Linked DNA regions of Homo sapiens: all the other regions are linked to region 2. A link is a contact called in ENCODE Hi-C or POLR2A ChIA-PET data. All regions are on one chromosome and are shown on one strand. Each heading gives the region's core, a stretch centred on a gene start or an enhancer-like site at or near the end of the contact. The rest is flanking DNA. Distances are from core to core; before and after follow the strand shown.

Region 1 (2,700 bases), core at 88-2,587, 250 kb before region 2:
GTCGAAGTTAACTAGATGCTACATGTCACTCTAATTTGCACTAAAAGTGACTTGGGGATCAGAGAAAAACCTTTAATATCTACTCATAAAGTGATCTTGGTAGTCCATCAAAGCTTAGAAAATTATTCTTCAATATTATGCTGAATATGTAAGTTTAATGTATAATCTTTGTTACCAAACTCCAAGCAGAATGCTCAATGCCTCTCCTCTTGTTCTTGTAGATGATCTAATATTAAATCATTATACAAATAATGGGTCCAAATATTCATCTAAATGCAGCAGAATTTTATTCACTGAGGTTGTGTCAACTCCTGCTAGGAATAAGAAGAATTCTTCCATTGATTTTCTTTCCCTCTTCCTCCCTTTTATTATTTCCTTCTTTTTTTTTGGTGGTATTTATTGAGTTACAAGAGTTTATTAGTAGGTTAGATGACTCTGATTTTCCTGATTCCCCGCTTCTCTTGGCCTCACCACCCACAACAATATTTATCTGTTCTAATCTGTGGTTCTTCTTTTCAGTGCCAAACACTTTCTGAAGAAACAGATGTCCTTCGACTTGGTTTCGGTTATGATTTGGAACAGGTTCCCAGGCCTTTAGGGAGGGACTGGAAATTTCAACCCAACTCAGCCTTATTTCTCAACTTGAGAAGTTCCTGGACTCCTTTACCTTCAATCAGAGTGTGCCCATGGGGCTTGGTGATGAATACAATCTTATTTGTGACCTAATCCATACTTCACAAGAGTGAGAACTAGTGCTGGAAGGGATCAGTTTCTCATTTTGGTTCATTCCCTGCTGCCCACATAGAATTGTTTTCTTATTCAGCTGGGACCTAATTCTGAAGATTAAAAACACTGAGGGTATCATAGCTCTCCAAGACCAAAAGATGCTTGTGTTGTTTGGCAGTAGGGAAAATTTATGAATAGCTTTTGAGATAATTTAGCATTTAATGGCCAGTAACATATGACTTTTGTGATGTAATACCATAAGTTATACATGTAGTCATTCTAATTCTCCACCTCTGTAGGGACTAGATTCTTAACATCTTTTTATCCCAACAGGTAGTTAACTTTGCAGATGGTCCTCCAGCTTTGCATAAGTTGCCAAGGAAGAGGAAGAAAAAACTTTTCTGGCTAGATCAAGGAAGGAGTAGTGGTCTGAATAGATATGTAAATGAGAGCAGGCGGCATCTTTCTCACAATGACATTTAAATAGTCTAGCTTGTTTGTATACAAGAGCAGCTATGACACAATGCTGTCACATGGTAGGAAAACAGTGAGGTCCCACAGATTTGGGGAAAGGGGATGCGGAATGGGAGGTGGAGCTGGCACTTCTTGCCCCGGCATCTCCCTGGAAACCAGTTGCATCAGGCGAGCTCCAAAGGGCAGACTGAGCACTGGCTACCAAGAAAGGGAAGGCTGAGCATGTGTTCTCAGCCACTGGGTCTCTTGGCCTCCAGCTCTCTGCTGATGGATGACAATAGAGCCATGATGTAGACAGTTGGCCTTGATTCTGTGAGTGGCAGTCAGTGCTAGGTGGGACTAGGCAGCTCTAGGAGTACTAGAAATTGGCCTGGCAGCTTCTCTTTTTGCTTTAGACCATTCTGAAGCTTAAAAGCATCATAGTTGGGGGATAACATGATGATAAAAATTATGTTAATGATGCTGATGTTGCTGATGATAAAAGGTACTATTTATTGGGTGCTTATTATGTGCCTGCTAAAGTCTATGTACAGTTGGCCCCTCGAAGTGGCGCAAAATACATTTTGTATTTTGTATTTTGGCCTTGATTTTCATGATTCAGGACAGAATCAGTTAACACTGGTTGATTTTTGACCAAACTGTTCTTACTGGAATTAGGTTTTCCTTTTAAGCCCAGTTCACTGTTCTGAGATTTTTTAAAAAGTACAATACAATTTTATAATAGAACACCTCATATGTTCCTTAGGATGTGTGTGTGTTTACATCTGAGGCAGAAGAAAGGTATCAGATATGATCTTTTTTGGAGGAAGGGTAGGGTAGATAAAAGGATGACTTCAGTGCTATTAAATCAGGAAAGGAAGGGATAATAGAACTTTGGTTTTAAGTGATTGAGAAATATAAAAATAGCCTAAACTAGAGGGCTAAAGATAATATAGGGGAAAAATAGTTCTTAAAAAAATGATAGAATATTGGAAAGACTTCTGTCTGGACATAAGATGTTATATTTCAAGGAGGAATGATGCCGTGGAATTCAGTTCTGCTGTGATAAAATTCCATGTTTGCAATATTGAAAACAACACTTCCAAAGAGATGCCCATGCATCTAACCCTGATGGGATGTGTATTAGTTCATTTACATACTGCCATAAAGATACGACCTGAGACTGGGTAATTTATAAAGAAAGGAGGTTTAACTGACTTACAGTTCCACGTGGCTGGGGAGGCCTCAAGAAACTTATAATTATGATGGAAGGCAAAGGGGAAGCAAGACAGGTCTCATATGGTGGCAGGAGAGAGAGAGCAAGCGAAGAGGGAACTGCCAAATGCTTTTAAAACCATTAGCTCTCATGAGAACTCACTCACCATCATGAGAACAGCATGGGGTAACCGCCCCCGTGATCCAGTCATCTCCCTGCAGGCTCCCTGTCCTGACATGTGGGGATTACAACTTGAGATGAGATTTGGGTGGGGACACAGAGCCAAACCATATCAGGATGGCTAG
Region 2 (2,700 bases), core at 5-2,504:
GTGGGGAGAGGCCCTTCAGGTAAGGCCTGAGCACCGCTGCCCTCTTCCTGGCTTGGGCATGAGTGGTTTGGGAACTGCAGCTCCTGGACAGGAACGAGGTTAAATGACCAATTCAGAACTTTGATGGAAGATTACAGATGGAGGTGGGTGGGACAGATCTTTGGAGAGAGCTTGTCAGGAGAAAATAGAAGCTTCGTGAGTGCGCCTAGAACAGTGCCTGGCACACAGTAGGTATTCAGCAACTACTTGTCTAAATAAGCAGATTTCTGAAACCAATTCTGTTGATAGGACATTGAGAGCAAATCTGTCATCCTTGTCCTTCTGCGGAGACTGCTTGACTCCCAATCCTGTCAGATTAGGCGTAGAAAGATTCCTATCTTTATGCAAAAAGATGTTTTAAAACTCTAGGCTTAAATTAACTTGATATAAGCTCAAATATGTGATGCATGGAATGTGGTTCACAATAACATATAGAAATAGTCATAATAAATGGATTTCTCATCTCTTTAGAGAAACAGTGTTTTAATCTCTGATTATGCTTTTGTATTTATTTATTCATTTATTCAGCAAGTACTTATTGAGCATCTACTATATGCTAGGCATTGGGGACCCAATAACAAATAAGGCAGAGTCCCTGCCTTCAAGAATCTTACAATAAAATAAACTTGTCTAATAGTCCATCTGTACTATTATTTTCCATTGAATAAAGATGTTATTACAATTTTTAATTTGCTGAACAAACTAATGAAATTTACCTTTCCAGCAGAAAAGGTTTTTGCCTTTCATTATCAAGTCTGGGATAACTCTCAATGTTGCGGGTATGATGCATTGTATGAATTAAATGGCTGCGTTGAATTTTCTTCACATTATCAGGATTATATTGTGTGCTATGACTTTCTTTTCTAAAGTGAAAAGTAATATCAGAATAGCGGGGAGATGACATGGGGTCTGCTCCCCAGCCCAGTCTGTTAGTTTGGTAAACCATATTGTCCAACTCACTAGCTTTCCTGAAACGATAGAGGAAGAGGGGAGTGAAGTGGGGTCTGCTGGTGAAGACAACCCAGCTGGCCAAATGAATCCTGGTTGGAAGCCTTCCGATGGTGGGTGTGAATTACCTGACGGCAGTGGTAAGGAGCACCCTTCTTCAGACGGGGCTGTGGTGGCACCAGCTCCCAAGTCTGAAGAAAAAGATGCTGCTGAGATCCAAAAGCGCAAAAGGCTAGAGCAAGCTGGAATCAAGGTCATGCCAGCAGCACAGCGCTTTGCCAGGTCAGCTCTGGGCTGAGGGCTGGCCCGGCTGGCTTTCTGCATGCCTGGGGATTTGGAATCTGTCTAGAGAGTTGGAGTTTTCATCTGATTTTTCCACTTCCCGCTTTTCCTATTGCATCACTGTTCCCTGCTCTGAGCACGTAGATGATAGTCTTTGCCTTAAGGCATGTCTCTGCTAAGTACCTCCTGGGTATTTTAAATGAAGGTGAAGAGTGAGCTCCTCACTGCTGGGTGCAGCCCTTGTCTTTGTCATGTATTTGTGATCAGTCATGTGTGGGCTGCAGGATTTACCTAGCAATAACATTGTATTTTTCTATTGTTTGTGGCTTGTTAATTTTCATGCTACTCCTAAATGGCTCATATCTTACTTTACACATCACTAGAAAAATAGTCTGTTGCTTTGAAATGGGGAACACTCTCTTTAGAGAGTGGCTGGCTTACAAAATCCACTTACTTTCTTTGTCCCAAGAGAGTACTAAGTAGAATTGGGTTTATTTGACTCCTTAGTTTCTAAAGCATGTTGATTCAAAAACAAAGAATGGAGTAATTACTTCTCTTTAATTGTAACAAAGGTACTAGTATCCAGTCCTGATAGCTTCATATTACATGTGAGATGGAGACCTTCAGCAATCAGAGCCAAGGAAAACTATAGTTCTGCACTCTTCTGTAGTGTTTTGAGAAGCTGGTTAATTTTTCTTATAAAATAACCACAATGATCCTAACAAATAATAGTGCAGCCAAAATGTATTTTACAAATTGACATTCATAATAATTTGACAGTTGGAATTCCTTTGCCACTTGCTGTTCCATTTAATTTTTTTTTTTTTTTGAGATAGAGTCTCACTCCGTCACCCAAGCTGGGGTGCAGTGGTGCAATCTTGGCTCACTGCAACCTCTGCTTCCCAGGTTCAAGCAATTCTCCTGCCTCAGCCTCCCAAGTAGCTCGGATTACAAGCGTGTACCACCACGCCTGGCTAATTTTTGGATTTTTAGTAGAGATGGGGTTTTACCAGGTTGGCCAGGCTAGTCTAAGAGGTGGCTGATATACCCATCTTCCAGAAGTCCAGAAGTGGGAGCTGAGGATCGTTGATAGTCAGTGACTTGCAGAGCTGGTCACCACCGACCTGGTGATCAGATTCGGATGCTCTGACCACAGCACCACATCTGCCTCCCACACATTTTCCATTTCTCTATACAGCTCCACATGTGGTTATTTATGTGGTCCAGGTCTTAATTAAATATCCAGTGTTGAGTTACATAAATTTAATTCTAGAGTACCTTTGTATTAAAAAAAAAAACAACTAAGGATATACTTCCTCCTTGTCTGTGGTATATTACAGATAATCATGCCTATTCTGAACACGTATGTGCTTCTGGAATATTCTAACATAAAATTGTGTTTATGTTACAAACAGCTCTCTGAGTTTATTA
Region 3 (2,700 bases), core at 198-2,697, 190 kb before region 2:
GTGGCGGGATCTCGGCTCACTGCAAGTTCCGCCTCCCGGGTTCACGCCATTCTCCTGCCTCAGCCTCCCAAGTAGCTGGGACTACAGGCGCCCGCCACTACGCCCGGCTAATTTTTTGTATTTTTAGTAGAGACGGGGTTTCACCGTTTTAGCCGGGATGGTCTCGATCTCCTGACCTCGTGATCCGCCCGCCTCGGCCTCCCAAAGTGCTGGGATTACAGGCGTGAGCCACTGCGCCCGGCCCGTGAAAAGATTCTTGTAAGATTCCAGGTGATTCTTAGTTCTTTTCATGGTCTGTATATGAGAAGTGTTTTTCTACATCTTTCTTTATGATAGTAATAGATGTTTGTAACAGTATAGACATTTCACAGGAGACTTTAGTTAAATTTAGGAATCATGACTTTATCCTGGCAATTTTACTTTAGAAATATTATATGCTTAGAGTAATTCAGATAACTCAGTCCTTTGAAGGTTCTCTACATATTACTGCCTTTCATATTTGAAGATAGATTTGGAAATGATTGTCCTCTGGGTGTAAAGAGTCCAATATATACTGCTGTTGTTTCCACACAGCATTGTCATTTCCTACCAGGGACTCTCCCTTTTAAACTTAAGAGTTGGCACGGAAACATTATTGCTCAAAAGAGCCACCCATTCCCGAGTGTGTTTGACAGGTCTTTGTAAACAAACTTCTTCAGCCTTGCTGAAATTAGTGGAAAAATCTAGGCTCTCATGTTTACAGTTGACGTGGGTTTTCCTTTCACCTAAAATAACCATTACAAGTAAGATACTAAGTAAAAAACATACTCATTTCTACTTGGTATATGAAAATAATATATGTTTGATGTATTCAGTGAAATTCCAGTTAACTCATAACTCTTTGAGGCCATGGATGGAGAGGTGGCATTATTAGTCTCTACCTCCAGTGCCTCACACAATTCCTGGGCACAGAAAGAGACATACAATTCATGTTGGGTCAATCAAAGAATGATTGATCATTGGCACCTCCTGATTCTATTTGGTGGTCAGAGAAAGTGGCAGGACTTAAGTTATTTTACATATAAACATTTCTTGCAAAATTTGGAGAGGATGTTTTGATGGCTTGAGATCTTTTAATTTCTTTGAGTTACTTTCATTGTCCTTCCCACCCCTTCCCTCTCTCCACTCTGAACTGCATAGGGCCTGCCTGCAGTGAACTACTCACTTCTTCTGACTCCAAGGAAGGCCATATCATGTGTTTTAAGTACCCCATAAAATTTATCTTCAAAGTAAAGCTTCCTTTGCCAAGCTCACAAATGATGGATTTTTGTTTTCCTTCGGCCTGAGGGTCAAAAGAATGGGCACTTTTGTATGTACAGTCTTCGGGGCCATTTCCTCCCTCCTATCCTACTGCCCTCTCCCTGTCTTAGGCAAGAAATCACTTGGTTCCGAGCAGTGACCTCCGCTGGGCCAGACAGTTCTGAAAGCCTTTGTGTGTTCATTTCCTTAAAGAAGTGGAAGGTAACATGTTTGAAAGCCGGACAGCTGTGGCCTGTTCCAAAACATCAATGTTGATTGTTTGTTTTTCTGGATTTTAACAAAGGAGCTTTTGCCAGGAGACCTTTGCACTCTTGCTTATTCAAACCCCAAATTACAAAAATACATAACAAAAATAAAACAGAAGCCAGACTTAAGGTTATCTTACCAAAACAGGACGTCTTCCTTCTTTAGATTGTACAAACACATGAGTTCCCTAGTTAAATTCAATCAATCATTCCTGACGGATTCAGCTAAAGTTTTGCTTTAACTCATACCACATTGTCTAGTCCTTAGAGCTTAGTTCTATTTCCTCACCTTGTTTACCTACAAAATGGTGCATCTATTTGGAAAAAAAAAAAAAAAGAAGAAGAATTTACTGGTTCCTTTTTACCTCTGTGTATTCAGCAATAAAAAAAAAATTCTCTGAAATGTGTGCTGGAGAATAATAAGCAGTTTTCCTTGGGTGGTCTTAACAGCTTAACAGATTGCTCTGAAATTGAAATCCTCAAAGATGATCTGTTCAAAGGAGGGGTGTCGACTTTCTCATCTTTTGGAGAGAGAGAGGGATGCAGCATTAGCTAGAGACAGTATGAGGTCGTGGTAAAGAACATGAACTCTGAGGCCAGTTGGTTTGGTTTCAAATCATCTGCCTCTTACTAGCTGTGGACCTTGGTTATATCACTTAACCTCACTGTCCCTCATCTGTATAATGGTAATAATAGTAGTACCTCCTCCGTGCTATCATGATTAAATAAGTTAATATCTCTAAAGCACTACATAATAAGTGCTGTGCAAGTGTTTTTAAAACACATGAAAAGGAAATAGAGATGAGATAATGTCAGAAGAGATTAGTGTTAAGCCCTTGAAGGGAGGGGGCAATTTCAAATGAGAAGAGCTGATAGGGAGTGGCAGAGAAAGCAAGTAAATTGGGGATTAAATGATAGACTATGCATTTGGCCATTTGGAGTTCTTAAGTAACTTCTAACTATTCAGAATGTGGCTTTAAGCAAGCCAATTTATCTCCCTATCGGTAAAAGGTGACACTTGGCTGGCTCGATATTCTGTTATGTGTCCCAGCCCCAGAAATGCACAGACTGGTTTCCATTTTTAGTGGAGTGCTGTGAGCAGAAGCCAGACTGAGATTTCAGGTTGGATTGAGGAAAGATGAAAGAGCTGACACTT

What was found. A loop is a pair of places that touch in the nucleus more often than their neighbours do. ChIA-PET counts read pairs that join two places held with the same protein, here RNA polymerase II (POLR2A). Pooled maps may share reads with other maps.
Region 1: a map of tibial artery shows a loop between it and region 2 (3-fold over the local background). The contact joins two enhancer-like sites. A Hi-C loop is called at or near these places in 17 of 168 maps with a recorded cell type or tissue (Calu3, PC-9, Right ventricle myocardium inferior and 9 more) and 16 of 50 pooled maps. POLR2A ChIA-PET finds 5 or more read pairs at or near these places in 5 of 52 experiments (A549, Caco-2, PC-9 and 2 more).
Region 3: a loop to region 2 is called in a pooled map, with 1.9 times the contacts of the local background. The contact joins two enhancer-like sites. A Hi-C loop is called at or near these places in 3 of 168 maps with a recorded cell type or tissue (cardiac septum, dorsolateral prefrontal cortex and prostate gland) and 6 of 50 pooled maps. POLR2A ChIA-PET finds 5 or more read pairs at or near these places in 1 of 52 experiments (activated T-cell).

What each region holds. Positions count from the first base shown.
Region 1 is chr4:41,364,519-41,367,218 of GRCh38, forward strand. It overlaps a transcript of LIMCH1 not described here. Among named protein-coding and RNA genes, the nearest start is that of UCHL1, 110 kb to the left of the region's middle. Within about 2 kb of position 1,338, at least 2 of the 41 ENCODE cell types and tissues checked have a DNase peak (open chromatin) inside an H3K27ac peak, as active enhancers do; they include ascending aorta, where a contact is called at or near this core.
Region 2 is chr4:41,619,422-41,622,121 of GRCh38, forward strand. It overlaps LIMCH1 (LIM and calponin homology domains 1), which reads left to right. Exons shown (of 32, transcript NM_001330672.2): 6 at 1-19; 7 at 1,003-1,269. Among named protein-coding and RNA genes, the nearest start is that of LIMCH1-AS1, 72 kb to the right of the region's middle. Within about 2 kb of position 1,255, at least 2 of the 41 ENCODE cell types and tissues checked have a DNase peak (open chromatin) inside an H3K27ac peak, as active enhancers do; they include ascending aorta, where a contact is called at or near this core.
Region 3 is chr4:41,426,078-41,428,777 of GRCh38, forward strand. It overlaps a transcript of LIMCH1 not described here. Among named protein-coding and RNA genes, the nearest start is that of LIMCH1, 110 kb to the right of the region's middle. Within about 2 kb of position 1,448, at least 6 of the 41 ENCODE cell types and tissues checked have a DNase peak (open chromatin) inside an H3K27ac peak, as active enhancers do.